Regions from separate parts of the Homo sapiens genome. Here all the other regions are linked to region 3. Evidence: chromatin loops called from intact Hi-C (ENCODE). Cell type or tissue: Caco-2. All regions are shown on one strand. Each heading gives the region's core, and the rest is flanking DNA. Links, peaks and the distances in the headings are about the cores only. Region 1 has its middle 64 kb from the start of H2AP. Region 2 has its middle 32 kb from the start of H2AP. Region 3 overlaps SYTL5 (synaptotagmin like 5).

The links. A loop is a pair of places that touch in the nucleus more often than their neighbours do. Peaks named below come from ENCODE experiments on the same cell type or tissue, not always from the same donor. Only the 100,000 strongest peaks of a DNase experiment are listed, where the experiment ranks them.
Region 1: it touches region 3 in a loop (3-fold over the local background); 2 of 110 quality-filtered maps call a loop at or near these places.
Region 2: a loop joins it to region 3, with 5 times the contacts of the local background. A loop is called at or near these places in 2 of 110 quality-filtered maps.

Annotation. Positions count from the first base shown.
Region 1 is chrX:37,920,865-37,931,953 of GRCh38, reverse strand. It overlaps a transcript of SYTL5 not described here. Among named protein-coding and RNA genes, the nearest start is that of H2AP, 64 kb to the left of the region's middle. In Caco-2, for the core only: a CTCF peak has its summit at 5,061 (motif pointing left); no DNase peak of the experiment used is centred there.
Region 2 is chrX:37,953,082-37,964,170 of GRCh38, reverse strand. It overlaps a transcript of SYTL5 not described here. Among named protein-coding and RNA genes, the nearest start is that of H2AP, 32 kb to the left of the region's middle. In Caco-2, for the core only: no CTCF peak of the experiment used is centred there; DNase peaks (open chromatin) are centred at 4,640 and 5,170.
Region 3 is chrX:38,012,744-38,023,832 of GRCh38, reverse strand. All of the region lies in intron 1 of SYTL5 (synaptotagmin like 5), which reads right to left. Among named protein-coding and RNA genes, the nearest start is that of MIR548AJ2, 5.7 kb to the left of the region's middle. In Caco-2, for the core only: no CTCF peak of the experiment used is centred there; a DNase peak (open chromatin) is centred at 4,642.

The sequences.
Region 1 (11,089 bases), core at 3,121-8,120, 93 kb after region 3:
CTAGAAAACCTTTAATTAATATTTAGTCAACTCAAATTGAGCAGACTGAACTCCTTAAACTATTAGCCACTGACTAGAAAACCTTTAATTAATATTTAGTCAACTCAAATTGAGCAGACTGAACTCCTCAAACTATTAGCCCTGTTTATAATTCAGTTAATTAATTTACAGGATTTGAATTACATTCATAAATTTATTATATTAAAATTTCTCTTTAAGTATTTCAAAGCCATGACCTAAAACCAAAGCTTTATTCAGTCATTCAGCAAATTTTGGAGCACCTACTATATATCAAGCTCCTTTATAAGTGTTCTGGATACAGCAGCAAGCAAAACAAAATGCTTGCCTTTGTGGAGACTGTATTTTAGTGGGTAAAGTAGGTAATAAACAAGTATATGGTATCATTCCAGATACTGATAAATGCTCTATAGAAGAGAAGGTAAAGTGATATAGTCACTTTTTATTGAATGGTCAGGGAAAGCCTTTTAGAAGGGCTAACATTTCAGAAGAGTACCAAATAAGATATTTTCACAAAACTTAATGCTAGAAAATCTAAAAATTCAACTTGAGACCTAGTGAACCTGAACTTCTCTTAGGCCTTCAGTACTGTTTGCTAACTTAGTAAATTTATCTCACACTTTCCAAATATCATTCAAAAGACTAAAATCAATGACAAAATCTTACATTTGGAATTGGAATCATAATCTAAGTCTTGCATATTCTCTAACATGCCAAATTCTCTCTGATATTGCAAAACCATTAAATACCAAATGGATACAGTATTACAATTATTATGAAAACCTATCCCAAAATTTAATTCTAAGCTTATTTTTAAAACTTTAATATGAAGGTTAGAATGATTGAAATAATGACGTAAATTCTTTACCCTTCCCTGTATCCATGCCATTTGCCAATTGACTGCAGTTCCTCCTATCAAGAGACAATATATTTTCCTACCCCTTGATTCTGAGTCCAGGCACATGTCTTATTTTGGAAAATGTGATGTTAACAAACATGAGACAACTAGAGGCTTGAAAAAGTACTTGTTCTCTTTTTCCTCTATCATTGCCATGAGACCATACCTGGGCTATCCTGCTGGAGGATGAGGGACACATGGAGGAAATTTGAGTTGCATCACAGAGATTTTGTGGTTGTTACACAGCATTATAGTAGAGAGAGATAACTGATGCAAACCCTGTGTTTGTTCTTCATGTTCCATGGGTAGAAAATAAACTTAACAACTAAGACACAATGTTTTCATTTCAAGGGAGCTGAGCATTTTGTGCGAAATTAATCAGGATGAGATTCACCTGCAAAAGTAGCTGACCAAGGAAAAATGTACTTCCCCTGATGTAAAAGTCTAGAGAAAGGCAGTCAGATTGGTACGGCAGTTTCATCATGTCAAGGACCCAGGCTCCTTCTATCTTGTTGCTCTAGTATAGGTCACCTCATTGCCAATGATGACTACTCCAGTTCTAGCCATCTTATCTATACTCCAGCCACAAAGAAGGGAAAAAAGGGAAAGAATAAAGATAGGCTTTTTCTCTCTTCAGAGATAGCTTCTGGATGTTGTACATCACTTCTTATATCCCTTTGACAAAAACATATTCGTATGGTCAAACTTGGCTATAAAGAAGGCTAGGAAATATAATCTTGATTCTGAGCACACATGTGCCCAGCTAAAAATCTGGGGTTCTATTAAAATAAAAAAGTAAATTATAATATTTAAGGATAACCAGCTGTCTCAACATAGCAATCTCAATGCTTAAGCAAACTGGAATTACCAACTAGTTAAACCAGGGTTACCATCTCAGCGGACGGGTCAGGTTGTCAGGACACAGAATCTACTAGGGTAAGGCCCTAATAGGTGCCCTTACCCTTTTATACATTTGCTATGAAAACAAGAGACTCTCTATCTTTTTGAGAGGGATTGGTCTTTGTTGGTTTCAGGTTTTACCCTAAAGTTAATGGTTCCATTTGACTTAACTAGAAGTCGACCCCGAATTCCAATTAATTTTCAGCTAACTTCCTTCAGTTAACCTCTGTGCAGCCTGACTGAATTCTGAATTCTTATTATATTTTTTTCTTTTTAGAAGGATGAAAACCAAATCAGTTATAGTTTTCACGTCTCTCATTCATAACCCTAAAGTCATCTAATAACATATTTGTCAAAGTGCTTTACATAAGCAACTCTGGCATTCCAGCTTTCTGAGATCTCTCTTTTGATTTAGCAAAAGGAAATAATTTCCTCAAATGCTTCTGAGGTTTCCCAAAGGTGGCCATTTGTCTCAGATCAGGCTAGGATCACCTCTTCAATCCTCCTCAGACCACCCCTATCCATTTTGTAACTGCCCCTCCCTTTTGTTTTCCTCTGCATGGTACCTTCTTCACTTCTACTTATCTCAACAATAGTTGATGCAAAGCATAATACAGCCTTGCCCATCTTTTACCAAAGCAAAATAAACAGTAGGCTATTATTTTAAAAACTTTATTGAAGCTTTGTGGTAAACAGAGGGTAATTTAAACACTAATCTGGAAAGATTTAAAACCTGTTCTGAGTTTTCTAGAGCCCACAGGTCTTATTCATTCCCAGAGGTCTCATATTGACCCCCTTCCTCTTTAGCCACTCAGCATGCCATCCTGTTGCTGAGAAGAAAAGCCCTTATCTCCTCAGATTAGTGACCTCTGTCTTGTGCTCTCTCTCAAACTCTTGGGCCTACAACACACTCCCTTTAAGGAAGAAAAAACAGGTGAAAAGCCCATTAATAGCACAATAATCCTCCAGAGATGCAGTCTTACTCCAAAGAAAACAACATTTTACATTTTTATGCATTGTAAGATCTGGGCTTTGCCTCTGCATAACTAAGAGATGCATTAAAATATTATTTTTCTTGTGTACACAAAAGCTCAGGTATCCCAGTGATAAATTCTGTCTTCACCTTGGGAGTTACAAGCACAAACTCCAAGGTAGCTTTTTAAAAATAGCAACTTTTAGTCCTGCTTTAAATATTCTAAAGCACATATGACTAATTAGGCAGACTGATAATAATTTACCATGTTAGCTTACCACTTAAATTCCACCTTCCGGATAAGAAATAAGATGGCTTACCAAAAAGTCACTACCACTGGACTAAGATAAAGAAAAAATAAAATTTAATGAGAAATGGAAAAATAATTGTGCCAGTAATCAGGGATGAGTTATTATAATAAGGACTAAATTTGATTTTGGACTTCTTAGAAGACAAAATCAAAAGGCACGAGGGTTTGTCCAGTTGATTAACCTGATGTCTTATACAATCCTATGATGTGGTGAATGGTTGTTTTAGATTCTCTTGGGTAGATCCAGAGAGAAGTGGGGCTAGAACCCACAGCTACTGTGTAAGGCAGGAGTTGGTAAACAGTTTGTGTAGTTGGCCAGAGAGTAAATATTTTAGGCTTTGCAGGGCTTTGTGGTCTCTGTGGCAGTTACTCAACTTGGTAAGTGTAAGACAAAGGTACCCATAGACAATCTGTAACTGAATGGATGTGGCTATGTTCTAATACAAAAACGTGGTGATCCAGGCTTGGCTCACAAAGCAGTAGCTTGCTGACCCCCGGTGTGAGGGTATGTATTAGGTAAGGGACTGCAGTGAATGGATGAGAAAGCTCCTTCTCTGGAAAGGGGGACTAGTTAGGTTGAATGTGTGAGATATTTATTTTGTAACCATTTTCTTAATGGCAACCACTTAAATAGTATAAGGTGCAGGACCCCCAAAACTTGATACAGCCCCCATGCATGGGCAGTGAACAAGTAGATACAAATGTGGAAATGTCATGAAATCAGGGAATGATTCTGGACAGGTATATATGTAATGCCTTCACTTCCTCTTTGCAATTCATGTAAAATATTTAAGTAATAAAATCAAATTTTCTTTTCCATATCAACTCACACAAGGTTTGAGCCAGACCTGTATAACCTCACCATTTCCATTGTGTTTTCTTTGAAACTACTTCTGAAAGTATTTTAAAGTTATCTTGGGGATTAGCCATATTTTCAGGCCATTTTTTCACTTCCAAGAAAAGTTATGGTGGCTTGACTGATGCTATAGAGTAGAATCCAGGGCAAGTACACGATAAGACAGAAGGAGTATCTGTGAATTCTGTCAGTTTTTTTGTTTGTTTTGTTTTGTTTTGTTTTTGAGACAGAGTCTTGTTCTGTCACCCAGGCTGGAGTGCAATGGTACAATCTTGGCTCACTGCAACCTCCACCTCCTGGGTTAAAGCAATTCTCCTGCCAGCCTCCCGAGTAGCTGGGACTACAGGTGCGCACCACCACACCCAGCTAATTTTTTTTTGTATTTTCAGTAGAGACGAGGCTTCACTATGTTGGCCAGGATGGTCTTGATCTCCTGACCTTGTGATCCGCCCGCCTCGACCTCCCAAAGTTCTGGGATTACAGGAGTGAGCCACCACACCTAGCCCTGCCAGTTTTTAAAAGTTGCATACCACCATCTCCTCCACACACCTTCAAACAAGTATTTTATCAGTCGGAGCTGCCTTTGTTTACCTGCTTTAGTCTCTCATAAGAATCCCTTTGTTCTCGAAAGTATCTTGATTTGGTTTAAGGTAATCTTACATTAAACTCTTCCCCCAACCAGAGAGCCTTAAACAAAACACTAAAACTAATATGCAAGCTGGGAACCATGATTATGGATTTGCTGCTGTGTAGCCCAAATGCATGGAAGACTTTCTTGAATATTTGAGGAATGGAATGGCATAATTAACTTTTAGGTTGATTGAAATACATCTTTTAAAGTTTTCCAGTATGTAGACATATCCGTCAGAAGGATTCCATATGGATTTGCATTTATTTATGTGAAAAAATGCTATCAGAGCCTTTTGTTCACCCCCCAATCATGCCATCTTTTTGTAGGTAAAGAAGATTCAATACAGGCTTACTGCAAGCAGAGAGAATGGTTTGCTCTTTCTGAATTATCTACAAGAGAGAGAACATTTCCTGGAAAGGCAATCCTCCATAAGTGGTAGATCTGTCTCTATAAGTTATATCAAATACTGGCACCTACTGGTGAAAATATGACAGAGCAACTATCACACACAAACTACTGAGTCAGAGAGAAAAAAGAAACGAAGATTAGAAATTTAAAATATGAAATCATGGATACCCCTGACAGAAATAAATTATCACGGTTGAGAGAGAATGATAAAGTTCATGGAGAGAAAGAGATTCTGGAGACTGGTAGCCCACATGAAAATTTTTTAAAAAATAGCTAAGAGATGACCATTACTAACAGACATGATGCAGTTGTAAAGCCTCAGTATCCAATATAGCAGTGACTACCACTTCACTTGTCAAAAGTTTTCTATTTATTACTAAAACCAATAGAAAAATCCTAAATTTTATTTGATTAAAATTTTACTTAATTCCTGCAATCATTCATTTAAAAAATATTTATTGAGCACACTGACTATATTTTAAACACTATTCTAGGCTCCAGGAACACAGCAGTGTAATGACAAAGCCCCTGCTCTTGTGAAACATGTTCTATTGGGGAGGGGGGTCAGCCAGTAAAAAAAAAAAGTAAATAATAACTAGAATACATAAGGAACTTAAACAACTCAATATCAAAAAACAATCGTATTGTAAAATGGGCAAATGATCTGAAAAGACGTTTCTCAAAAGTAGATATACAAATAGCAAACAGGTATATGAAAAATGCTCAACATCACTAATCGTCAGGGAAGTGCAAATCAAAACCAAAACAGTATGGAGATTCCTCTAAGCACTAAAAGTAAAACTACCATTTGATCCAGCTACCATTTGATCCACTACTGGGTATCTACCCAGAGGAAAATAAGTCATTATACGAAAAAGATACATGCACAGGTATGTTTATAGCATCACAATTCACAATTGCAAAAATATGGAACCAGCCCAAATGCCCATCAATCAACGAGTGGATAAAGAAATTGTGGTACATATATATATGATGGAATACTACTCAGCCATAAAAAGGAAATAATTAATGGCATTCACAGAAAACTCGATGAAACTGGAGACTATTATTCTAAGTGAAGTAATTCAGGAATGGAAAACCAAATATCATATGTTCTCACTCATAAGTAGGAGCTAAGTTATGAGGACGCAAAGGCATAAGAATGATATAATTGACTTTGGGGACTTGAGGGAAAGGGAAGAGGGGGGTGAGGGATAAAAGACTACACATTGGGTTCAGTGCATACTGCTTGGCTGATGGGTGAACCAAAACCTCAAAAATCACCACTAAAGAACCTACTCATGTAACCAAATACCACCTGTTCCCCAAAAACCTATGGAAATAAAAAAATTAAAACCAAAACCAAAATGAGATACAATCTCATCCCAGTTAGAATGGCTATTATTAAAAAGAGTAATTTTAAAATGCTGGCAGAGAAAAAGGGAACACCATACACTGTTGGTGGGAATGGAAACTAGCAGAGCTGCTACAGAAAACAGTAAACAGCTTCCTCCAAACAATAAAAATAGAACTATCATATGCTCCAGCAATCCCAGTGTTGGTAATATTTCCAAAATAAAGGAAATCTGTATATCAAAACGACATCTGCACTCCCATGTTTATTGCAGCACTATCCACAATGGCCAAGTTATGGAATCAACCCAAGTGTCCATCAATGGATAAATGAATAAAGAAAATGTGGTATATATACACAATAGAATACTATTTGGCCATAAAAAGATTAGAAAAGATTAAAAATTTAAATGAAATTCTGTCATTTACATCAACATGAATGGAACTGAAAGTCATCACGTTAAGTGAAATAAGCCAGAAGACAAACAGCACATATTTTCACACATATATGGGAACTATAAAAGTGAATCTCATGGAGATAAAAGGTAGAATGGTGGTATCAGAGGCTGGGAAGGGTAGGGGGAGGGGGAATGAGAGATTGCTTAAGGGATACAAACAGACATTTAGATAAAAAAAAATAAGTTCCAGCATTTGATAGTACAGTAGGGAAATTCTAGTTAACAATAGTTTATTATGTATTTCAAAACAGCAAGAGAAGATTTGTAATGTTCCCAACACAAAGAAAAGATAAATAGTTTAGGTGATGGATATCCCAATTACCCTGATTTGATCATTACACATTGTATACAGGTATCAAAATACCACATGTACTCCTTTTGGGTACATGTACAACTTTTGGGGTATATGTATAACTAATATTTATCAACAAAAATTAATAGAAACAATAAATATGTAATATTTCAGATATGTGGTAGGGAAAAATGAAGTAAAAAAGAGGTTAGGAGTACTCTTGCTATTTTATATAGGGCAGTCAGGGAAAGCTTCATGATAAAGTAACTTACAAGTATTTCATAAAATTTTTATGCCTTCAGATTGGAAGATGTAACTTCTTACTTCTTCTATAAGCTATACAATAAGTATTCACGCATTAAGGTATTTACATCTATTTGGTCAGTTTATGGAGCAATGGGAAAAGAGAAGCCACCTTCCAGGTACCTACTATGTGCCACACACTTTATATACTATATATGTTATCTCATTTAATCCTCATCATCAACCTCTGAAGTATTAGTAAGCTTGCTGTATAAACGGGGACACTAAAGTTCAGTGAAAATAAGTGAATAACCCAAGACCATATAGTCGTTAAGTATCAGAGGTAGGATTTGAACCCATGACTGATGGGATTCAAAGTCGTGAAGCTAAAGCTGGATGCCCTACGTAGCTACTGGAAAGTGCCAGTCAGAGAAATTATACTGCCTTGCATACCAAGTGATGTAAATTTACTTTTTATCTAGACTTACCTTAGGGCATGCAGAACTTTCTACTTTGTATTTATTTATATTGTGTCAATTTTCCCCAAGAGGTTATATAAGCTTTATGAGAGTGGCATCTGTGTCTGAATCATCTTCGGTGTCTGGTAGAGTGTCAGAACCTTGGCGGGAACCTCTTAAACATATGCCTAAATACTTAACTGAATGAAATAAACCCAGAAGCTTAGAATTAAGTCACTAACTATTAAGTCTTTCCTCAAATAACACCAATGTTTTTTGAACAACACACTAGGGAAAAGTCTTATGGTAACTAAGAATGTCACCTGCTTCTACCAAGGTAATTAATAAAGAGTTAAATCATAAGCACTTAAATCAAATTAGAAACAGGATTTGCAGGTGAAATTCACAATATTGACTAAGTGGGTTTCAGTGTTCTTTGAAGCAAAGTCTTAATTGTTGTTGTTGGTAGTGATGTTTTTCTAACACAAGGAGCCCCTCCTACTGCTAAGCACATGAGTTCCATGACCTTTAACCTTTGGAGTTAAACCTTTTGAGAATATATCTGAGAATTGTATATATATACACAGATATATATATATACGTATATGTATGCCATTCTTTATATATATATAAAGTTTATATTTGTTATAGATTCCATAGTCATATTTCCCCTTTGTAAACCACTGGACTAGAGGATCAAAAATGCTTTTTGAACCTGTAGTCATTTTTACTCTTCAGAGTAATAAATGAAACAGTACTTCTTTCATTCTTGGAAACACTACTTAAGGGCATCTTTGTAACCAAGCAGGTGAGAGATTACTACACACTCAAGACTAAACTAGTGGAGAAACCATGAACAGATTCTGTAGAATAATGTAGAACAGTGTCTTTGTTATGCCCAGGGTCAATTTGTAAACAGCTTTTGCTTCTTCTGGCATAGAGGAAAAGAAAGATTTGAGGATATGAAAAGAATGACTCTTACAGCAGGGGAATAAGTGGACATCTGCAACATGGCTGCAGGCCAAGAGATAAGGAGAGTAAAGACAGTGTGCCTCCCTGCAAAAGGGCAGGGCCAATGGACGGAAAGCACAATATATCTGATACCAAGTTTTAAATTTCCTTTCTGCATTGTAAATCCCTGGTATTATCCTCAAGCCTTAAACAAGACAACTTTCTGTTAGCTGGGTTTTGAGAAAGAGGCTGTTTTCCACAGTTTGGGGATGAAATGGGTCAGAGAGAGGTAGTAGTATCATGGAGAACCAGTTACTAGGAAGCAGGGGTGACTGAAAGAAAAGCTGTTATGTATGTGATACTAAGTGAGGGGACAAGAGAAAATTCACGTTAAGCTTGTGACACACGTAAAAATACCCAGGGTTCCTCAATCTTACTGGGAGAGGAAAGTGACCCCCAACATTCTCAAATAATCATGTTCCTAGTTTATATTAAAGGGAGAGGTAATGCAGCCCCTCCACCAATCTCTAAGGACTGAAGAACTAGACACATTTGAATTATACTATAGTGGTGCCTTTGTTTTCAAGGATAATAAAGGGCATTGCCAAAAGGCACATGTAAGAGCAAATGTATACATATGGAAAATTCATTGAGTAGTCTCAGGTCATGGCACAAAATGAAAAGATAGTTTGTATTTAAATAGTTCATAAAGTATATCCACATTTTCCCTAGACTAATATTTACTTACTTTATTACTTCAAACTATCCCTTTAAAAATGGATCATCAACTGGAAGTCATAATAATTTTGTTTTATTGCTTGCCATATGGGATTTTCTCCCGAATATTTGGACATTATAACTGCAGACAATTTGAGAATCTTTACCTCGGAGGCTCTCCATCCAACACCATTTTAAGAGAAGGGAAGTGACATTGCCACAAATATCCCTGATGTTCATCTCCTCTATAAAATCCCCATGCTTAAACCCTCACAGGAAGAACTTCCAAAGGAGAAACCAATGTTTTTGTACACCCAATACTTCTGGGCAATTTTCAAAATTTGATTTTCTGATGTTTGAGATGGTGATGAAGTAGTAGGGAGAGGGAGAGGTGTAGCTAATGTGCTTCAAAGTGGATGTCTCAGCTATAAAACCACAAAAGCCAAAATGGGATTATTGTTCCTCCAATGAATAAGCAATGAATAGCATCAGGAAACAAGCAACGGTCATAAAATAATGAATCAAATCCTAAATTGGTAGCATTTCGTTGTCAGTGTGACTCACTCCTTTTCCGTCCAACTCATCCTTTCATTAACAAAAGAAACAAAGTCACTCTGATCATCTAGACTTCTTGAGTATCCAATTTTTTCACTATTATTGTTCCCTCTTATATTTACAGACCTGTTTATTTAATCCAATGAGGTGGAGGCAAAGAGCTTTACACTGTGCTTTGTTGTAAGGAAGCATAGATGGCTAGAGAAACAGGGAAATATTGTGGTATAGAAATAGTAGTTAATACTTATTTAGTATTTACTAAGTGCCAGATAAAAGAGGTAAAGTAACATACCCATATTATAACTGGTAAGTGGCAATAGCAGAATTCCAACCACTGTACTTTACTTAGTGTGAATTCACATCCTGAATCTGCATTTACTTATAGACCAGATTTGATCTTAATGATGTGAATAATTCTGAAGTACTGTATTTTGCAGCCTTGAGGGAATATCATATACTAAATTCCTAATCATTTGTTTCTTCCACCAAGAGGATGTTGTGGGATTCTTGGTAGCACAATGAGAATAACAGAAGAGGTTCCCGGATCTGTAATTTCTTCCGTTTACTTAAACTTTCTGACCCAAGAAACTCTGAGGTTTCAAGGATCATCTAATGGAATACCTGGGCATCAGGAAAGACAGTTTCATATAGGAGTTAACAGCACAGACCTGGGAGCCGTAATGTCTTGGTTTGAATCTTGGCTCCTCCAGTTAATAGCTTGAGATAATACGTTACTTAACTTCTCCATGACAGTTTCCATATCTCCAAATTGGAATAATAATGGCACTTACTCTTAGGGTTGTTGTGGCGATTAAACAATAGAATCAGTCAAGCGAGTAGATCAAGGGCCACACTGCTTTGGCACCTCATGCACAGAAAGCACAAGGAGAAAATTGAGATGAAAGACCAATACAGAGCCCTTTCCTCTCTATTACTGGAGGGAAGCAGTAAAATAATCATGTGACCTTTGTAAGAAAGGGATCATGTGACCCTTTTAAGAATAAGAATGAAGTCAGTAGTCAGGTGGGCCTGTGAAGGAAGCTCCAGGTAAATGCAAGGAATTTTGCT
Region 2 (11,089 bases), core at 2,624-7,623, 60 kb after region 3:
TTTGGGTCCTCTTTTGTAAGGGCACTAACCCCATTCCTAAGAGCTCTGCCCTCATGACCTAATTGCTTCCCAAAGGCCCTATCTTCTGATACTATCATATTGGTGATTAAGTTTCAACATAGAAATAGGGGGAGGCACACAAACATTCAGAGCATAGCACTGCATTGACAGAATAAAGGATAAAAATCACATGATCGTCTCAACAGATGTAATAAAAAAAGCATTTGACAAAATGTAATACCCCATATCATGATAAAAACACTCAACAAACTAGGAATAAGGATAAATTACCTCAACATAATAAACAAAACTAACATCACATTCAATAATAAAAAACTGAAGGCTTTTCTTCTAAGATTAGGAGCAAGGCAAGAATGCCCACTCTCACAACTTCTATTCAACATAGTACTGGAATCCTAGCAAAAGCAATTAGGCAAGGAAAATAAATAAAAGGCATTCAAATAGGAAAGAAAGATATAAAATCTCTTTGCAGGTAACATGATCTTCCGTGTAGAAAACCCTAAATACTCCAGAATAAACAGAACTAATTTAAAAATTAGTAAAGTTTAAAAATACAAAATCAAGGCCGAGTATGGTGGCTCACACCTTAATCCCAGCACTTTGGGAAGCCGGGGCAGGCGGATCATGAGGTCAGGAGACCGACACCAGCCTGACCAACATGGTGAAACCCCGTCTCTACTAAAAATACAAAAAATAAGCCGGGCGTGTTGGCACATGCCTGTAGTCCCAGCTATTCAGGAGGCTGAGGCAGGCGAATCACTTGAACCCAAGAGGCAGAGGTTGCAGTGAGCTGAGATCACGCCACTGCACTCCAGCCTGGGAGATAGAGTGAGACTCCGTCTCAAAAAAAAAAAAAAAAACCCACAAAAACAAAAACAAAATCAACATACAAGGATTTGTTGTATATTAATATACCAACCATATATTTTCTGAAAAGGAAATTAAGAAAACAATCCCATTTACAATAGCATCAAGGTGAATAAAATACTTAGAAATAAACTTAAGTTTTAAATAAACATTTAAAATACTTAAAATACTAAGAAATAAAAAACTTATACACCAAAAAATACAAAACACAGATGAAGAAATTAAAGGAAACACAAATAAATGGAAAGACATGTCATGTTAATGGATTGAAGGAGTGAATATTGTTAAAATGTCCATATTACCTGCTATGGTTTGAATGTGTCCCCAAAATTTCATGTGTTGGAAATTTAATCCCCAATTTTGTATGTTGATAGTATTTGGAGGTGGCGCCTTTGGGACGTAATTAGGACTAGAGAAGGTCATTAAAGTGGAGCCTCCCTGATTGTACTGGAGGCTTTATTAAAAGAGGAAGAGGGGTAATCAAAACCACAATGAGATACCATCTTGCACCAGTTAGAATGGTGATCATTAAAAAGTCAGGAAACAACAGGTGCTGGAGAGGATGTGGAGAAATAGGAACACTTTGACACTGTTGATAGGACTGTAAACCAGTTCAACCATTGTGGAAGACAGTGTGGTGATTCCTCAAGGATCTAGAACTAGAAATACCATTTGACCCAGCCATCCCATTACTGGGTATACACCCAAAGGATTATAAATCATGCTGCTATAAAGACACATGCACACGTATGTTTATTGTGGCACTATTCACAATAGCAAAGACTTGGAACCAACCCAAATGTCCATCAATGATAGACTGGATTAAGAAAATGTGGCACATATACACCATGGAATACTATGCAGCCATAAAAAAGATGAGTTCATGTCCTTTGTAGGGACATGGATGAAGTTGGAAACCATCATTCTCAGCAAACTATCGCAGGGACAAAAAAAACAAACACTGCATGTTCTCACTCATAGGTAGGAAATGAACAATGAGAACACTTGGACACAGGAAGGGGAACATCACACACCGGGGCCTGTCGTGGGGTCGGGGGAGCGGGGAGGGATAGCATTAGGAGATATACCTAATGTAAATGACGAGTTAATGGGTGCAGCACACCAACATGGCACATGTATACATATGTAACAAACCTGCACATTGTGCACATGTACCCTAGAACTTAAAGTATAATTAAAAAAAAATGCTTGGGACAAGAAAAAAAAAAGTAGGAGACAAATCATTTCAATTATTCTTTTGCACTGATTGTTTTATGTTTATGAATCCATAGAAACCTCATTTCAGAGGCATTTGCTGCACTTGAGACTTGAGCTTGGTTTGTAGCTTTGAAATTAAATTGGCAAGTATGTAACTTCAAAAAAAAGTATACATCACTTGTAATATGCATTAGAAAGATTAAGTGAGTTAAAGTGTTACTCTTAAGATTAAGAGATCAAGACAAATTGCTTTGATTTTGTAATGTACATCATACAGTAACATATAAAAAATAAATAAGTACCATCAATATTATACAAATATATGATTTACAATATCCCCATTATAGCAAGAAAAATAATGCAGTCATAAAATAAAATGTCTTTTAGGCATTTATTATGCAAAGCATGTAAATTATTGTTCTCATTATGACATAAGAATAATACTCTTTTGGTGACAAAAGATATATTGTGTTAGCTCAAGGTCCAATGAAGAGCTTCCAGGAAGTTCAAAAGTAAAATCTGGCCATGTTTGCTATACGCTAAATAGAACAGCAACAACCTCTGCTATCCTTTAAGCATAAACTATCCCTTTACATAAACTTAAGTAAATGGCTTGTTACAAATAAAAATAAATAACAATTTAGAAACTAGTTAACAAAAAAAAAAAAAGAGGAAGAGAGGTAACACACATTTGCCCTCTTGTCACATGATGCTTTTTGCCATGTTATGATGAAGCAAAAAGGACCTTGCCAGATGTCGATGCCATGCTCTTGGACTTCTCAGACTCCAGAACCATGAACTAAATAAACTTCTTTTCTTTATAAATTACCCAGTCTATGGTATTCTGCCATAGCAATGGAAAATGCACTTAAGGTAGAAAATTGGCAACAAGAAGTGAGGCCATTGCTATAACAGAGATCTGAAAATATGGAAACAGCTTTGGAATTGGGTGATGGGTAGAGGCTGTAAGAATCTGGAGGAGGCCGGGCGCGGTGGCTCACACCCGTAATCCCAGCACTTTGGGAGGCCGAGGCAGGTGGATCATGAGGTCAGGAGATCGAGACCACGGTGAAACCCCGTCTCTACTAAAAATACAAAAAAATTAGCTGGGCGTGGTGGCAGGCGCCTGTAGTCCCAGCTACTCAGGAGGCTGAGGCAGGAGAATGGCGTGAACCCGGGAGGTGGAGCTTGCAGTGAGCCGAGATTGCGCCACTGCACTCCAGCCTGGGCGACAGAGTGAGACTCCATCTCAAATAAATAAATAAATAAATAAATAAATAAATAAATAAATAAATAAAAATAATCTGGAGGAACAGACTAGGAAAAAAAAATACCTGCATTGCCATAAATGGTGCATTAACAGTGACTCTGGTGAGGGCTCAGAAAAAGGAGAAGACCAGAGAAATTCTAAAACATTTTAGAGATTGCTTAAGTGGCCTTGACCAAAATATTGATAAAAATACGGACAGTAAAAGCCACTCTAATGAGGTATCATATGGAACTAAAGAAACTGGAGAAAAGGCCATTCTTGTTATAAAGTAGCAAAAATCTTGGCTGAACTATGTTCATGGTTGAATGCTTTATGGAAGGCAGAATTTAAGAGTGATGAACTGGAATAGCTTGTGGAACATATACGAAAGCAGCAAAGCATTCAGGATGTTTCAAGGCTACTTTTAACAGCTTATAGTAAAACAAAAGAGGAAAGAGATGATTTGAAGAGAGAATTTGTAATTAAAATGAAAGCAGAGTGAAATGATTTTGGACATGTGGTAGAGAATGAAAGAGCATTTTCAGCACAGGAAACCAAGGGTGTGACTAAGTGATCAATTGATAAGGAGATTAGTATGGATAAAACAAAGCCAGAGACTATCGGGACATCAGGAGAAAAACTCTTGGAGATCTTCGAGTCTTCCCCTCCCATTACAGGCTCAGAGCTCTGGGAGGGTAGAATGGTTTTGAGGGATGGGCCACTGGCCAGGGCTGCCTTGGGTCTCTGTTCCTTGCATTCTGGTGCAGCACTCCTCATCATAACAGCTGTGGCACAAGATGCTCCAGGTGCAACTTGACCTACCACTCTAAACGGTATGAGACATAAACTTTGGCAGCATCCATGAAGTGCTAATTCTGGAGATGTGCAGAATGTAAGAGCTGTGGGAACATCCTTCACCCAGATTTCAAAGGATGGCATGAACAGCCTGGAGGCCCAGGCAGAGAGTTGTCACAGGGTAGAGCCACAGCAGAGAGCCGCTACAAGGGCAATGCTGAGCAGAAATGTAAGGTCAGTTGTTGGGATTCACTCAGGATGGTGGCAGAAATATTAAAGGGACATATTAGGGAAAGTTATAGGGAATAGTCACAAACCGTTTGGAAGGCCGAAAGCTTACATAGCTTGTAATAATTGAACAGGCTGAAGGCAGCCGGTTCTTACATTAGAGAATTAGGTCATAAGGTAAATACTAGGGACAACAGAGTCTTCCTCATTTAAGTCTGTTTACCCTACCTCCAATAACTAACCTTTGAGCCAGATGGCCCTCATGGGGGAAGGTTGACCAAGGCTATTGCCCCCTAATGGTATTTACTTTAAACCGCGGTACCTGAGCTTTAATCATTAGTAGAACTACTCTCTTAACCATGTTAATTATCCACAAGTGTGTTTACTCAAAGCTTCTGTTGTTAATTCTGTACTAAATAAATGCCTGGAGTGCGAGCTGCTCAGGGCCGGCCGCAATGACAAACCTCTCTTGGTGTGCAGGTGGTCGGACAGTCAGCAGGACTGGCAAAACAGAATATCTGTGTGTCAGTGTACGTTTTATTCATCCGTCGTTTAGGTCAGGGTCTGCGGGCAGATCCCCATAGCTAATGCCCTCTTGTGAGGAGCCACACCTCAGTCAGTGCTAGAGCTGTCACGGAGAGTCCCCACTAGGGCAATGCCTAGTGGAGCTGCAGGGGAAGGACTACCCACAAGAATTCAGAATTGTAGATCTACAAGTATTCAGTCCCCTTGGGAGAACTGCAGGCATAAGACTCCAACCTGTATAAACTGCTGCATGGGCTGAGCACAGCAAAGCCACAGGGATGGAACTGCCCAAGGCTTTGAAGATTCCAACCCCCCCTCCCACGCCAGTACATTCCAGAGATGGCACATGGAGTGAAAGATCATTCTAAGCTTTAAGGTTTAATGTTGTTTCCCTGTTGGGGTTTTGACGTGCTAAGACCAGCTACTTATTTTTTCTTGCTTATTTTCTCCATCTTTAATAGGAATGACTATCCTGTGCTTAGCATTGCATTTTGCAAATACATAGCTTGTTTTGATCTCACGGGCTTGCAGCTGGCAAGGAAATTGCACATTTTGAGTCTCATCTATATCTGATTCAGATGAGACTCTGGACTTTGGACTTCTGAGTTGATCCTGAAACAAGTTACGACTCTGGGGCTACTGGAATGGAATTAATACATTTTGCATGTGAAAAGAAAATAAAATTTGGGGGCCAGGGGCAGAATGCTATGGTTCGATGGTGTCCCCTAAATGTCGTGTGTGTGTTGGAAACTTAATCCCCAAATCCATATGTTAATGGGATTTGGAGATGGGGTCTTTGAAAGGTAATTAGAATTAAATAAGGTCATCAAGCTAGGGCCCCCATGATGGTACTGGAGGCTCTATGAGAAGAGGAAGAGTGATCTGAGCTGACACACTCTTCCCTCTTGCCATAAGATGTCCTCCACCATATTATGACACAGCCAGAAGGCTATTAGCAGATGCTGGTACCATGCTCTCAGACTTCCTAACCTCTAGAACTATGAGGTAAATAAACTTTATAAATTACACAGTCTGGGTTTTTTTTGTTTTTTTTTTTTTGAGATGGAGTCTCATTCTGTTGCCCAGGTTGTAGTGCAGTGGCACGATCTCAGCTCACTGTAACCTTCGCCTCCCAGGCTCAAGCAATTATCCTGCCCCAGCCTCCTGAGTAGCTGGGATTACAGGTGCCCACTACTCCACCTGGCTAATTTTTGTATTTTTAGTAGATCCGAGGTTTCACCATGTTGGCCAGGCTGGTCTCGATCTCCTGACCTCAAGTGATCTGCCTGCATTGGCCTCCCAAAGTGCTGGGATTACAGGCGTGAGCCACCACGCCCAGTCACAGTCTATGGTATTCTGTGATAGCAACAGAAAATTGACTAAGAGTTGATATTGTTAAAATACCTATACTACCTAAAGCAATCTACAGATTCAGTGAAATTTCTATCAAAATTCAAATGGCATTATTTACAGAAATAGAAAAAATCCTAAAATCATATGGAACCACAAAATACCCAGAATAGCCAAAACAATCTTGTTTAAAAAAAGTTAGAGGCATCATACTTCACTATTTCAAAATGTATTACAAAACTACAGTAACCCAGTAGTATGATACTGGCATAAAGACAGACCTATACAACCAATGGAACAGAATGGAAAGCCCAGAATTAAACCCATACATGTAGTCAACAGACCTTCACGAAGGGTGCCAAGAACACTCAACTGGGAAAGAGTCCTCTCAGTAAATGATGCTGGGAAGATTGGACATTCACTTGCAAAAGTATGAAATTCTACCCATGCCATACACCACACACAAAAATTCACTAAAAATGAGTTAAAGACTTAAGTGTAAGACCTGAACTTTAAAACTCTTAGCAGAAAACACAGCAGGGAAAGCTTCATAATGTTGGTTCTTGGCAATGATTTCTTGGCTGTAGCCTCAAAAGCACAGGCAACAAAAGCAAAAAATAGACAAAGGGGACTATATCAAACCAAAAAGCTTCTACACAGAAAAGGAAACAACAGATAAAAGGCAACCTACAGAATGAGAAAAAAAATTGCGAACTATATATCTGATAAGGGGCGAATATACAAATATATAAAGGTTTCCTACAGCTCAGTAGCAGAAAAACAACCAAATTTAAAAAGTGAGCAAAAACTGTGAATCGACGTTTCTCCCAACAAGACATACGAATGGCCATGAGGCATATAAAAAGATGTTCAGCATCACTAATAATCAGGGAAATGTAAATCAAAACCACAATGAGATATCACCTCATACCTCTTAGAATGGCTAAGATAAAAAGGAAAGATATCAAGTGTTGGTGAAGATGTGATGAAATTGCAACCCTGGTACAGTGTTAGTGGGACTGTAGAATGGTGGATCTGCTATAAAAAACAATACGGAGGTTCCTCAGAAAATTTAAAATAGAATTACCAAATGATCCAGCAATCCCACTTCTGGGTATTTACTGGTATTAAATAGAAATATGGATCCCGAAGGCATATCTGCGCTCCCATGCTCATAGCAGCATTATTCACAATAGCCATGATATGTAAACAACCTAAATGTCCAACTAGAGATAAATAGATAAAAAATACGGTATATAAATACAATTGAATATTATTCATTATTAAAAAATCATGAAATCCTGCCACATGAGATAACATAGATGAACTTTGTGGACGTTATGCTAAGTGGAATAAGCCAGTTATAGAAGAACAAATAATGCATTATTTTACTTATATAAAGTATCTGAAATAGTGAAATCACAGAAGCAGAAATTAGAGTGGCAGTTGCCAGGGACTGGCAGGGGGAAATGGGCACTTGCTATTCAATCGGTACAAAGTTTCACTTATGCAAGATGATTAAGTTCTAGAAATCTGCTGTACAACGTTGTGCCTATAGTAAATAACACTTCATTGTACATTTAAAAATTTGTAGAGAGGGTAGATCTCATGTTAAATGTTCTCACCAAAATAAAAATGAACTAAATTAATTATCTAATTAATTAAATGACTTGATTTAAGTACAGATTTTTCAGTAAAGTGCCCCAAATTACACTGAGCATAGACAAGAACCAGCAACTAGGCAAAGTGAAGTACAAGTATAGATGTAGAATTCTAAAATCTCTGGCCACAATAGTTTCTGCTTTTGCATCTTAAACTGAGACTATATGCTAAATAATTGTTTAGCTTGGAATTGCAAGATTAGTCCATGTAGTTACATTTTGTATCTTTCCCACACAGTTCAACCAGTAGAGTTGGCTTAGGAGAATCAATACAGTATGGATGTTTGTATATGGGTGTGTTCAATTTCAACTTGGTCCACCATGGAAAACAGGCCATAAGTAAATGACTAAGGTCTGCATTTGTCTCCTGTTCCTCTCATGATCACTTTGTGGTGATGCCTAAGAAGCCCCAGATGATACAAATGCTCAGGTTGGAAGCTTGGGACTCAGTCTAGAAGTAGGAGTGAAGGAGTCCTTACCAAAGCCCAACATGGAACTTGAATCCTGAGGTAGGAAATAGCTATTGAGCCAATTCACAGAGTCCTTTAGGGAAAGATAATCATAAATTTAATTACTTAAAACCTAGAACTTTCTTTACATTTCCCGGCCAGTGTATTGCTACATAAGGGTGAGTCTCAACTAAAAAGATGTGAGCATTTTCCCCAGTCAGAAAAGGCTGTCGTCTCTTAACCTTAAGAACAAAAATAAGTAAAAAATGTTCATCTAATTATATGTTTCTAGCATAACACAATACAGACGATGTTGGCAGATAATTCCAGTCTTTTACCTCACTCATTTTGCAAACACAGTAAAACAAAGTAAATAGTTTGAGTCATCATCTTTGGACTCTTAAAATCTATTACATAAATTGAAAGAAGCATAAATAATTTAGATATTTTTAAACAAACTTACATATAATAGGCAACCAATTTAAACCATTCCTCTAAGTTCCCTGGAAAGAGACCAATGTGTAATCATCAGTTTTTAAATAATCCATGCTGTGGTACCAAATGAATATAAATGTAATGTTAAAAAAATTGATCAATAAATTATAATCTCATTTATTATTTATAAAACACTTTTTGCCACATCCTCTCTGATTTTTTTATAACCACATTGTGAGGTATACAAGAAGGGACCATAACCCTAATTTTACAGATATGAGAAAACTCATTTGCCCTGGATCTCGTATCTCGTTAGTGGTAAAAAGATCCAGTGTTCTTTACAGTATGCTGCAAAATATTTCCTGCTATTGATAAGACTTTGTTGCAATGACCTCTAAGAATTTTGGTATCATTAAATAAAAGTTATATAAAAGTTGTTCTATTTTTGATAATATTTTTTCTTCATATGGCATACTGGAATTGAAACTTAGAGACCTGAAATTATGTTCTGATTATGTTAACTCACCATAGCTTCATAGTGACACCAAAAGAGCTTTGCACACGATGTTGCTATATGTCCATTTGTGCGTGTATGTGTGTGCGTACGTGTGTGGTGAAAGATGGGGAGGAAAGTTATAACTATCAGAAATATAATACAACATAAAACACAATTAAATCAGTTTTGCAAATTGTGAAACATCTGTTATGTTTTGATTTACTCCAGCATGGTCCAAGAGTTATAAACTTCTCATCACAACAGAAATTGAAAGCAAAGGTCAATTAGAAATGTTATTTCATAGAGAGGTCTACCATTACCATGTCAGAATGCCAGAAATAAGTAAAGTTCCCTTCTTGTTCTTGCTTACTTATCTTTAAGACCTTGTATTTGCCTCTAAAGCTGTATGTTTCCTTGAGGAGAGCATCTTGTCCCCATTTACGTGAACTCATCAAAGCACCAACCCTAGATCAATTTACCTTCTTCATGCCCATATCCAGGACAGCTAGAGAAAAATCACACAGCCCTACAGACTGGGTGAGAAGACAAACTCGTGGTCCACAAATCAGCTAAGCCTAATCACCTGTGAATTCTTTTCCTTACCTTCAGTCAGTTCCTGAAGCCAGTGCCCTCAATGACTTTTCAATGCTCTTCTGAAATTACTCAGGCCCTGATGCCCTCCCTCTTAGCCTTGGCTCTCTCAATATACTGCCCTTCCATTAACTTACTGATGTCCACACTTAGCTGTACCTCATCATAGGTTCAGAGGACTAGATGTTCTTTTCCCTTTTCAAATCTACATTCTTTCATTTTTTTGTCCTAAATCTCATCTCCTCAGACTTGCTCCATGATCTTGTTCCAACAAGCATTCTCTTTTTTTCTTTAACTTGAATATCTCAAGTTTCACTGATTCCTTTATCTCAGCCTATAAACAAATCTAAAATACATACGCATTGCCCTTCATGTAGTCTACTGTATAGTTTGTCTCTTCTTCATATTTATTATAATAAATTTATTAAAATGCTTATCTGTACTTGCTGCATCCAAACCACCTCTCAGTCACTTCTCAAGTTGCTGTAATCTGACTTTTACCCCCACTGCTCTCCTGCATCTTCACTAATGTGGGGGTCCCCAACTCTCTAGCCATGGTGATTAGTAGAGGGATGGGCATGTGACTTATACCTGACCAATTAGAGTCTTCCCTCAGGTTTATTTTGTATTTTGAGATAACAAGGAAAAAACTCCTTTTTTTTTCTGGTTTTGGAGCTAATAGAATATGAATCTGGAACTGCCTAAGATCATGACTCTAGCCTCAAAGAGTCACTCAGCTTAAAAACAAAACAAAACAAAAAAACAGAGAGTCTGAGGGAAAAAAAGATGGTGTTAAAATTTCTAACTTTAGTCATACTCAAAGCCAGCTCTGACCCTGAGTGTTCTCATATGATTATTTTGTCCATTAAATTCTACTCTTTGGCTTAAATCAAATTCTTATTTGTTGACTTTTCCTTCTCAAGTTCCTCATCTGTCATCTACTCCAGCAACATCTTCTCATTCTATTATATTCATTTCATCCTGCATATGCTTCCTTTGATGATTTCAACCAGACTCATGCTTTCAAACTTTAAACTATGAATGATAACTCCCAAGTCTATATCACCAGACCAGTTCTCTCCACTGAATTTCATACTCAAATATCAACATTATACTAAATAATTTCACTTTTTTAAATTAATTTATTTATTTTTTAGACAGAGTCTTTCTCTGATGCTCAATAACTTCACTTTGATTACCCAAA
Region 3 (11,089 bases), core at 2,044-7,043:
ACCTTTAAAAATGCTGGCTAAGAGAAAGCCTTAATAAAAATTTCAAAAGAGAAAGATTTGAAAAATAAGTTATAAGATAAAGTTTGTAATAGTCTAAAGTTAGAAACTGTTAGAATCTATTAGAGTTAGAAGCTCTCGAAGCTGGAAAAGAGAGCAATACCGATGTTCAATTTTAAAATGAGGCATTTAAAATAAATATATTGACATGGAAAATATCTAAGTTATATTGCGAGCTGAAAATAGACAAGATAATTATGCTTTTTAATGCAAATGCTTTTAAAACAATGCAGTAGATATATGCATGTACATAATAAATGTAAATGCATAATAAAAGGCACAGGATAATACATATTGATAATGAATCAGGTTGCATATGAAGATGAGAGTTGGATTGTTAGGGGTCAGAGAAGGGATGAAAAGGGACTTATTTCCATATTGTTTATTATTTTGGATGTATTCATGTAACCATATATTATGTCTTTAAAAAATTTTCAAGAACCAATAAGGTGTGGTGACTGACTAGAGTAAGAAGCCAAAGAAAGAAAGAGGCTAAAAATAATGTTAAGAATTGAATCCTAGAAGAAAACAATAGGGAAGATGGAGAATGTGCTGGCTTTTGTGGGAAATAATGGATTTGGGTTTCAGACATGCTGTGAATTAGGTGACACCACCGTGGTTCATCAGCATCATAGTTTTGTGCCTCCAATCTGGCTCTTCTATATGCAATTCCAAAATACAAATTGATAATTGTTGCTTTTATACTGAATACCCTTTGATGTCTTCCCTTTGCTCTTTAAGAGTTCAAGTTGTTTAATATGGTTTACAAAACCCTTCATGATTTGTCCCTTGCTGATCTCTCTCTCTCGTATCTATCCTCTAACCACACTCAAAAGTTCATTCCTCTAAAAAAGCCATAATCTTCCTCACCTCCAGATCTTCCTATTTGTAAGACTCTGCCTGGGATACTTCCCCCATTTCTCCATCTCCTAATTCCTAAGTATCCACAGGGATCTACTTAAATGGCTGACTCCTAGTTTAGCTTAGCTATCTATGATAAACTGAATAATGGCTCCCAGAGAAGTCCACATCCTTATCCCCAGAACCTGTGAATATGTTACCTTAGATGGCAAAACTTTGCAGATGTGATTACGTGAAAGGTCTTGAGATAAAGAGATTAGCCTGGATTAGATGGGTGATCCCAATGTAATCACAATGATCCTTACAAGAGGGAGGTAGTAGAGTTAAAGTCAGAAAAGCAGGTGTGACGACATAAGCAGAGGCTGAGGTGATGGGCTTTGAAGTTGGAGGAACAGCCACAAGCCAAGGAATGCAGATGGCCTCTAGAAGCTGGAAAAGACAAGGAAACAGATTCTCCTGCAGGCTCCAGAAGAAATGCAACCCTGCTAACACCATGATTTTAGTCTCCCAAGACTCATTTTGGACTTTTAACCTTCAGAACTGTAAGATAATACATTGTATTGTTTTAAGACAATATGTTTGTGGTGATTGGCTACAGCAGCAATTGGAAACTCATAGTATCTATCCAATACATTTTCATACTTCTCTTACAGTAACACTGTATCAGTTGGGATAGGCTAATACAGCTTTATTCAAAGTTTGGGTTGCAAACCAGTGCAGGTCTGTAAACTTACTGGTTTGCAATTATATAAGTAAAGAAATTAAGAATAAGCATTTAGAAATTTTTATAGTAATTTGACAGAGTAATTTTAAATCTGTTGAATCTGATGAAAATTTGTACTTGAATGTTTATGTATTTCATGTCTCATTTATCTGCTAATTTACTTAAATTGTATTTTGCAAAAATACTATTCTATCCAGGTTGAAAATAAAAGTAACAAACAACCTGATCCTTCATCACAGACATTTTGAGCAGTACTGGGGTAGACTATGTTGTGACACAAATAACTCGCAAATTGCAACAGCTTGTAACAGCACAGGTTTATTTCATATTTCTTGGCCATGCTATATATCCCTCAAGAATCCAGGCTGTTTAGGGAGCTACCATCTTGAACACTGCCAATTGCCACACCAGAGGGAAAAAAGAGTTCTGAAAGGTTTCATAGTAGGAATTAAATGTCCTGGCCTGGAAGTGAAAAACATTATTTCTACTTACAACTCCTTAAACAGAACTGATGGTCACTTAGCCCTACCCAATTACAAGGGGGCCAGTAAATGGTATCCTGCCATCTGCCTACAAGAGGAAGAAATCGTAAATATTTGGTGAACAATGCTAAGGACTATGCCAAGCACTCATCATGCTGATTTAAAATGCTGATTTTAACCAACATGCATTGGTTTTCCCTGCTAATGTCTAAGCTCTGTGGGATATCTCGTTTTGTCTTGATCAGCCCTGTATTCCTAACACCTCACAACTCCTGGCACCATAGTAGGTATTTGAAAATATTGCCAAATGAATAAATTTATGAATTAAATGCAAAATAAGACATTTGAGAAGTGATGCCTAAAATGAAAATTGGAATATAGCCCCTCACCACAGGGCCTGACAAGCAAAACTAAAGACTCCTCAAAGGGCTTCTGCAATACTTGTATACATCCCATTATTTGCAGTAGAGATTCATAAACATTGTTGGGAACAGTTGATCCCTTAGATAATCAGTGACAACTATAGGCTCTCTACCTCAAAAATATACATATACATTCTAATGACAAAGGGAGGTAATTTCAGGGGTTTATAAACTGTGGTCACCCAAGGGCTTATGGTCCACAGGGTAAGCACTGCTAATACAACATCTTCAGAATAAAAGACTGACTTTGTGTACCCTCTCAAAGTTGGTGTTGGAGAAAGTGTGGGGTAGAGGAAAGGGTATGGGCTTTGGAAACTAATGGAATTAAAATTCTACTCCCTGAGATAATAACATAGATGTGCTACTTTGTCTTTGCATCTCAGTTTATTCATCTGTTAAATGGGCATATTAATATCTACTTCCTGGGTTTGAAGAATATATCATTTGAATATTAAAATGAGTTAATGTATAAAAAGTGTCTAGCACAATGCCTGGCATATAACAGATGCTCAGAAAATTTAGACCCCTCCATCGTTTCTATTCTCAATGAAGTTAAGCAATACGTCATTAAAATGCATCAGTCCAACACAAACCTCCATTCCCTTTGATTCACAAAATACCCAGAGGTCTCTGGCTTCCTAGACTTTCTATTAAGAATTTATAAATCTTAGCAATTCCTTAGAAACATCATAATTTTTAATTAATACCATTATTAATAATACTAATAGTCTTTTTATATGTGATGGCATGCTTGAAGGCTCACAATACAAAGGCAGTGAAAAAAACTCAGGATACAAAATTACTTATGCAGTATGGTCCCAATTATATTAAAAGAAATATATATATATATATATATATATATATATATATATATATATGCACACACATATATGTATTATAGAAGAAAGAATGAGAAAAAATAAGCCAAAATATTAAGTCTATTTCTGGATAGTTATAAATGTATTTTAATATCTTCTTTATAATTTTCTTTATATGTTTTTACAATGAATACATGTTACATATAAAATCAGTTAAAAAAATACAGCAAATGGCATTTCTGTCAAAAATATCTTATAGCCATATTACCTCTGCTTCATATGTCATGATGCACAATGCATATATCCACTGATTATCAATAATTATCATGCTAGGCTACAACACAGGCAAAGAACAGTATGAGTGTCATATAGCTTTGAAGTTAATACATCTAGTTCCTAAAGTGATGTTTAATTCAAAAAGACATGTTCGGTCTGAAGAAAATATAAAACCAAAGAACAGATAGAATGAGTTATAGAGCATATAAATGTTCGTGCAGTAAACACGTATAGAATCATGTGTCAGAAACTATGTTGGGCCAGGCATTGTGGCTCAGGTCTGTAATCCCAGCTCTTTGGGAGGCCGAAGCGGGCGGATCACCTGAGCTCAGGAGTTCGAAACCAGCCTGGGCAATATAATGAGCTCTCATCTCTGCTATAAATAAAAAGTTAGTTGGGCATGGTGGCACACACCTGTAGTCCCAGCTACTTGGGAGGCTGAGGCACCCGGGCTGAGGCACCCTCCACGTGGGAGGTGGAGGGTGCAGTGAGCCAAGAACACGCCACTGCACTCCAGCCTGGGCGACAGAGTGAGACTTTGTCTCAAACAAACAAACAAACAAATAAAAAACAAAAAAAGAAACTGTGCTGGATCTAGGGGATACATTCATGAAGAATGCATAGGTTCTGTTTTCAAGGGGCTTCTCTATTTTCTATTATTTTCTAGTGGAGACAAGCATAAACATAAAATCACAGTTTCATAAATCCCAATTTTGGCTTTGAGAACACAAAGGAAAAAACAATTAGGAAGAAAAAAGTGGTCATTCTAGGTTGTAGAGACAGCAAATGTGAAAAAGTCATAAGAACACACAACTAGTCCAGAAGAAATAGTGACTAACTCCAGGTCTGGGGTCTGGGTTAATATTGGAAAGCTAAGAGAAAGGGGGATGTCAGAGTGGGAGGAATTTGGCATCCAAACAAAGAATATGGACTTTATCCAGTGTTTTTCAAACTGTATCTTCAGGAATGTTTTCTTAGGAAACACAGCGAAAGAGGCTGAGTGGCCAAGCCTGTGGCGCCGACGACTGCTTCAAACAGAGCAGCTCCGTTTTCATCTGTTCTATAAGTTAGATTTCCTGGTAGGATTTTATTTGAAGAAAGAATTCCATGACCTTAAGAAGCCTGAAAACTGTTCTCATGCCATCAAGCTGTTGAAGCTTTAAAGCCAAGGAACAGCGCAATCATATTTGAATTTTTTATTTGTTTTTTGAAAGACCAGCACTCAGTGATTGGATGAAAGACAGGGGAAAGGTCAGGTAGACAAAATGAGGAGGCTCTTGCAGAAGTGCCAGGGAGAGATTAGGAACTAAAGCTGTGTAGTGGGAAGGAAAATAAGAGTCACTTTTGGGACGTTTTAGAATAATCTCAATAAGATCCAGTGACCTCTTCGATGTGGGTGGTATGGAAGAGAAAAGAGAATGACTCTGAGGTTTCCAGCATGGGGAACTGCAAAGGTTTTTAAATTTTAGTGTGCATAAGAATACCTAAGTATATTGTTAAAAATAGATTTCTGGGTGTCTATCTCCAGAGAGCCTGATTCAGTAACACGGGGGTAAAGCCTAGAAATGTTGATGATAATACTGTTCACAGTGATGGAGAGTACAAGACAAAAAACGTTGAAAGAGAAAAAAAAATAATTAATTGCAATTTAGATATGTTGAGGTCCGGATACTTATGGTGCAACAACAAAGGTACTTATGATGCAACAACAAAGACCTGTCCAGAAAGGCATTTAGAATAGGAAACTTCCCATAAACTGTTTATAGCTTATCAGATGTCTATACTAGAGGTATTTAATTGGGAATCATTGGTGCCTCGATGGTGGATGGTGGTTGATGCTGTGCAAGCAAGTGAGATTACCAGGAAGAGAAGTGAAAGGGGCAAAAGATAGAATCATGAGAAGCAACAATATTTAAAGAATGGACAGAGTGTGGCAGGCCAGGTCTCACTAACGCAGGCCTCCATAACAACTGTTTCAGCACTGACTGAGTGGTGAAGTTAAATATTAAAAGCTGATAGAGCCAGTGCCCTTATACAAAGGCTGGAAGGTAACAAAAGCCCACCAAGAGTTTTGCCCAGGCCTTTCCTGGGCCTTGAAGTATGGCAAGATAATGAAGGAATTCTTAACAGGACCCATTTAGGATAAAACAAACTTTACTGGGGGTCTGAAGAAACGCCCCAGACCTCCACAAACAAGTTTATTGGGGGTCTGAAGGAACTCCCCAGACCTCCATGATTTAGCAGGAGACAAGATAAGGGTAATCACCGCCGGCACCTGGACCCATTTAGATTAAGTAAATTTACTGAGGCTCCAGAGGAAGGTCTTTAGGAGTCAGATCTTAGTTATAGAATAGAAGAAGTAAATCACTTATGTCTTTAGATGAATGCACACTTACATGTAGACATATAGCTTAGAAGGTATATAAGCTCTTTGTCAAAAATATCTCCAGACCAACTCAAAATTACAAAGTCAAAAAACTTTGTAATTTTGAGTTGGTCTGGAGATATTTTTCAGCCATAGCCGGTTACAGAAATAAACTTCCTTCTTTCCCAGCTTATCTGAATCTCGTTATCGGGCCATGAGAATAAGCAGCCTGATCTTCGGTTTGGTCCAGGGACAAGAGGAATAAATGAGATGATGAAAGAGACTGAAGAGGGATGATCAACAGAATGGGAGGAGCAGTTAGTTAAGTCTAATGAACTGGGAGTCAAGTATATCACACAGAGTCAATGATGTAGGTCATTGCTAAGTTCACATTTCAACTAAACAATCAAGTAAACTGTTAACAACACCTCCAGCTGCAAGAAGTATCACACTAAATCCAGAATCTCTGAAAAATGCACCATATCAATACATTTGGCCTAATCCAGTGTTATATTACATCTTCCTTGGCCTAACATTCTAGGTTTCTAATGATATAAATTAGTAAATCCTGGAATTATTTTGGTGCATAATCTAATTCCATCCAGGTCAGACTTTGTACTTGTTCCCCTGGAGCATGCTGAAAGCTGAACACAGTTGCGGGCCTTGTAGCAATGGGCATTGGTTGGAAGAAGGAAGTGGGTTTTGAGAATGGGCAACCTCTCGCATCAAAAAACAACAACAACAACAACAACAAAATTGGCTGAAAAATCAACCATTAGTTAGGAGATCTAAAGTCATAGACTAAGACATAAGGAAAAAATAGTTCAAGATGGATGTCTAAGAGGATGCTCTGCAGTAGAGGCTTATGGTGCAGGAGACCACCTGAAGCCTGGAGAATTTTGAAGTCATGCATATTCAGGCATTAACATAGCATAGATCATTTTTGCAGCATTCAAAGTGAGTTAGTGTTGGAAAATAAGCAGAAATGCCTTCATACATATGAAATGCATGGTCAGACAGCTCTTGAAAGTTCAATGTTCTGAACAAACACCTTAATGTAAGTAGCTTGAAGGTGAGTGTAAGAAGATAAAATATTCTACCTGTACGTTTGGTGAACCATCATCCAAACCCAATTAACCAAGCTCTCTATATGGATTGCAGACTACTCTTAGGGAATCTTGCTTCCAAGATCATAGAGACATGACCTAACTGAAAATGCATGAAGGTCTTTTGTGGACACCCACCCATGCTATCACCCAGGAGAGCAGCTTGAAGCTCTAGGGAGATGTATTTTTAAACTAAAAGTGAAGTTGACCCTCATCTGCCCAGATTTCTCCTCTAGAGGAGGAGTTATACATAAATATAGCCAGCTTGCTGCCCCTCATACTTGGTTAGGATTCCTATAAGTCTGATTGATAATGTCATGTCTGCCACATGTAGCAAGGAGCTGTGGAGAGTAAGATGAACAACATTTCTGCTCCTTAAAGGTGGCTTTCCCCCATGGTCTATATTAGAGGTTGGCAAACTTTTTCTATTAAGGAACAATTAGTAAATATTTTAGACTTTTTGCGCCAAGAGCCAAAACCATAGCTATTTTGTGGATAAGTATGCATCAATCAAGAAAATAAATGTCTGCCAATATTTTACCGATGACATTAAAAATATAACAATAATAATTGAGTGCAGTTATTTCATAGCATAGATCTACTAAAGAGAAGAATGGAATTTTAGGGCACATAACATCTAACTTAAAGTGAGCATTCCTATCATTAAAATTAATGATAGTAGGCCTAGCGCATTCCAGAGCTACTGAATTTGAATCTAAATTTTAACAAGGTCCCCCAGTGATTTGTACCTTAAAGTTCAAGGCCATTCTGGTCTAGAGTTTCTTAATACATTTTTGGCTTATATTTTTATCACTTTAGAGAAGATAGTGAAAGCTGTGGATCCTAGAAAAAGTTCACAAATCATTTGAAGTTCATTCAAGACTCCTACAAGGTCTGTGGCTTTGAAATTAAGACCCCAGGGATTCTGTGGACATGCCCGCCCAGAGCGAAAGTGTTCTGAAATTAGATTGTGGTGATGGCTAAACGCACTGTGAATAGACTAAAAAAAAAAAAACATTGAATTGTACACTTCAAATGGGTGAATTGTACAGTATGTACATTATATCTCACAAAAGCTGCTTTTCAAAAAAACAGAATCTCTTGAGTTTGTGTTCCATGGATTTTTTTTAACGTCCTATGGGGTTCCAATGGACACCTCAAGTGGAGAATTGCAAAGAGTCAGGTTTTGGAGTCAGGAAGCTCTGCATTCAAATCCTAGCTTTGGCAATTACTATGTTACAGAAACTAAGTTACTTAACCTCTCTGAACCTTGGTTTCTTTTCATACAGGGTGGAGATAATAATAGTACTAACTTCACAGGGTTTTGAGGAGGATCAAAAGGAACTTCTAATGCAAAATTCCTGGAAGATTCCTTGTCACATGCACTTTTTCATGTGAAATGGTGGGATTCCTCAGATATCAAATGCAAAGCCAAAAATAATTACATGCTTCGCATTATTCAAGTCGTAATTAATCACACATGTCATATTATCCATGTTGTACTATATTTTCCACTTAAATGTATATTTCCTGCTCCATTATTATACTTGCCTTAATGCTTTTTCCTTATGAGTCATGGTAATAATGATAGTGAACACTCAGCACTTATATACAAGTTTCAGGCCCTGTTATGAATTCTTGATTTACATATATGAACAGTACAATCTTTACATTGTGAAAGGAAAATAAATCTCTGGACCCCAAAATCACTAAGCCGAAGGGAAAAGTCAAGCTGGGAACTGCATTGGGCAAACCTGCCTCCCATTCTATTCCTAAATAAGATACCTACAAAGATAAAAAAGCTACATACCTCCCTCACAATTTTTCTCACAGGGAAATTTCTTGTGGACAAAGGACAGGGAGAACTCAAAGTCATCCCTCTGTCACAGAAGACAAATGTGTATCTGATTGCTTCCTTTGCCCTGTTTTTTCACTAAGCCAGACTAAGGCATAAGTGACTATTCCTGTAAATTGTGCTTATCAAAATATCAAAAGAATGCAACCATTTGTCTCCTATCTACCTGTGACCTGGAAGCCCCCTCCCTGCTTAGAGTTGTCCCGCCTTTCTTGACTGAACCAATGTTCATCTTACCTATACTGATTGATGTCTCACGGCTCCCTAAAATGTATAAAACCAAGCTGTGTCCCAATCACCTTGGGCACATGTCGTCAGGACCTCCTGAGGCTGTATCACTGGCACATCCATAATCTTGGCAAAATAAACTTTGTAAATTGATTGAGACCTGTCTCAGATACCTTTTGGTTTACAATATCAATTATTTGATTTAGATACTTTCACTATTCCCATATTACAGGTAGGAAAACCAAGGCAGAGGGAGGTTAAGTAACTTGTCCAGTGTTACACAGCTTGTAAGTGGTGAAGCTGGATTCTGACTAAGGGGTCTGACTCTATTGACTGTGCTCTTGACCACTATAATATACTGTAGAATTAAATATACATACATATAACATATATGTACACACACAACAATATTATATATAACATAATATACAACATAACACACAGGTGTGTGTGTGTGTTTAATTTTGTATTGGTCAAATTTATACCAGTGCCCAGCACTCCTGCTTTGGAGGGTACACACTTGTACATACCAAAAGAGTTTTATTATGACAGTGTAGAGAGGATGTAGGATATGACATCAGAGCAGATTGCCCTGACTAAAGAAAGAAATAAAAGCTGAAACAGTAGTCAGAGTGTGGAGAGGGTAGAGAGGAAAATGAGATTGGGGAGGTCCTGATGCTACCTGGCTCCTGTGAGCAGGAATGGGGGAGCTAAGCTAGGAGAGGAGGAGTTGGTGGTGGTTGAGGGACTAGGAGGACTGAGGGGGCCAGTAGATCTAGGGGCCTTGAGTAATGATGAGGGGCCCAAAGAATGCAGGGTCCCCTTAAGAAAAGATCATGGAGAGGAAACCAATCAGTGAGATGCTGGAGATGGGGTGAGGTCAGTGACAGGTTCGCAGATACCAGTATAGATTGAGTGAGCCTGAGAATCAGGAAGAAAGGTAAAAATTGGTGCAGCAGGAAAAAATACCCCAGGAAGATGCCTTTGGAAGTTACTTAAGCTGACCAAAGTGACTCTGGTACAAAGCAGGAACTCTGGTTTAAATCTTGGCTCTAAAATTTCTGAGAAACATGACTGAACCTCTGTATGCCTTGGTTACATAGAAAACACTTGAATAGTTCTTGAGTCACGGTAAATCCTCAGAAAGTGTGAGCCTTTGGCATTATCATTAGGAGCAGTACTGAACCTACATTTCATGTTTGCTGACCCAGGTTCAACATTTTTCCCAGTATAAGCAGTGAAAGATTATCACTAGATGATATTCTCACTGTTCAGGAACCTACTCTTTAGGTCTGAGTTGAGCCAATATTTAGTTATATCCTATTGTGCTTAAGTATAAAGCCATACATATGACTATTATTCACAAGAACAATAAGAGTCAGATGGGAATTCACTTGAAAGAAAATCAATAGCTGTTTGGTTGTTGTGTATAACTGATTTAGAAATAACCTTCCTGTGTTTGGAGCTCAAACTCTGTAACAGTCAACAAAAATAATTAGATGGCAGCTGTGAGTAGTTCAAAGCAAATTAAATTCTTCCTTCTTGAACATGGCTAATGCAAACAGGACATCCCAATCTATATTTTTTCCATATTAATGTCTGGACTTCCTTGTATTTAAGATCAATAGTATTCTCCCTGTGCTGGTCTCTCAATTAGTGGGAAGTGATTCTTCATCACAAAATGGTTTTTTAGTACATATCTAGTTCTAGTCAAAATATGCAACTTAAAAATTATACATTTGTTTGTGGCCACAGACATCTTTGGATATACCATTATCTGTTGAAAGTTGGGAAAAATGCCTATTTTGCAATAGGCTCTTACTGCTTTGTTTGAAAACTGATCTTTGATATAATGTCACTTGATTTAATGAAATCAATTTCAAAAATTTTAATCA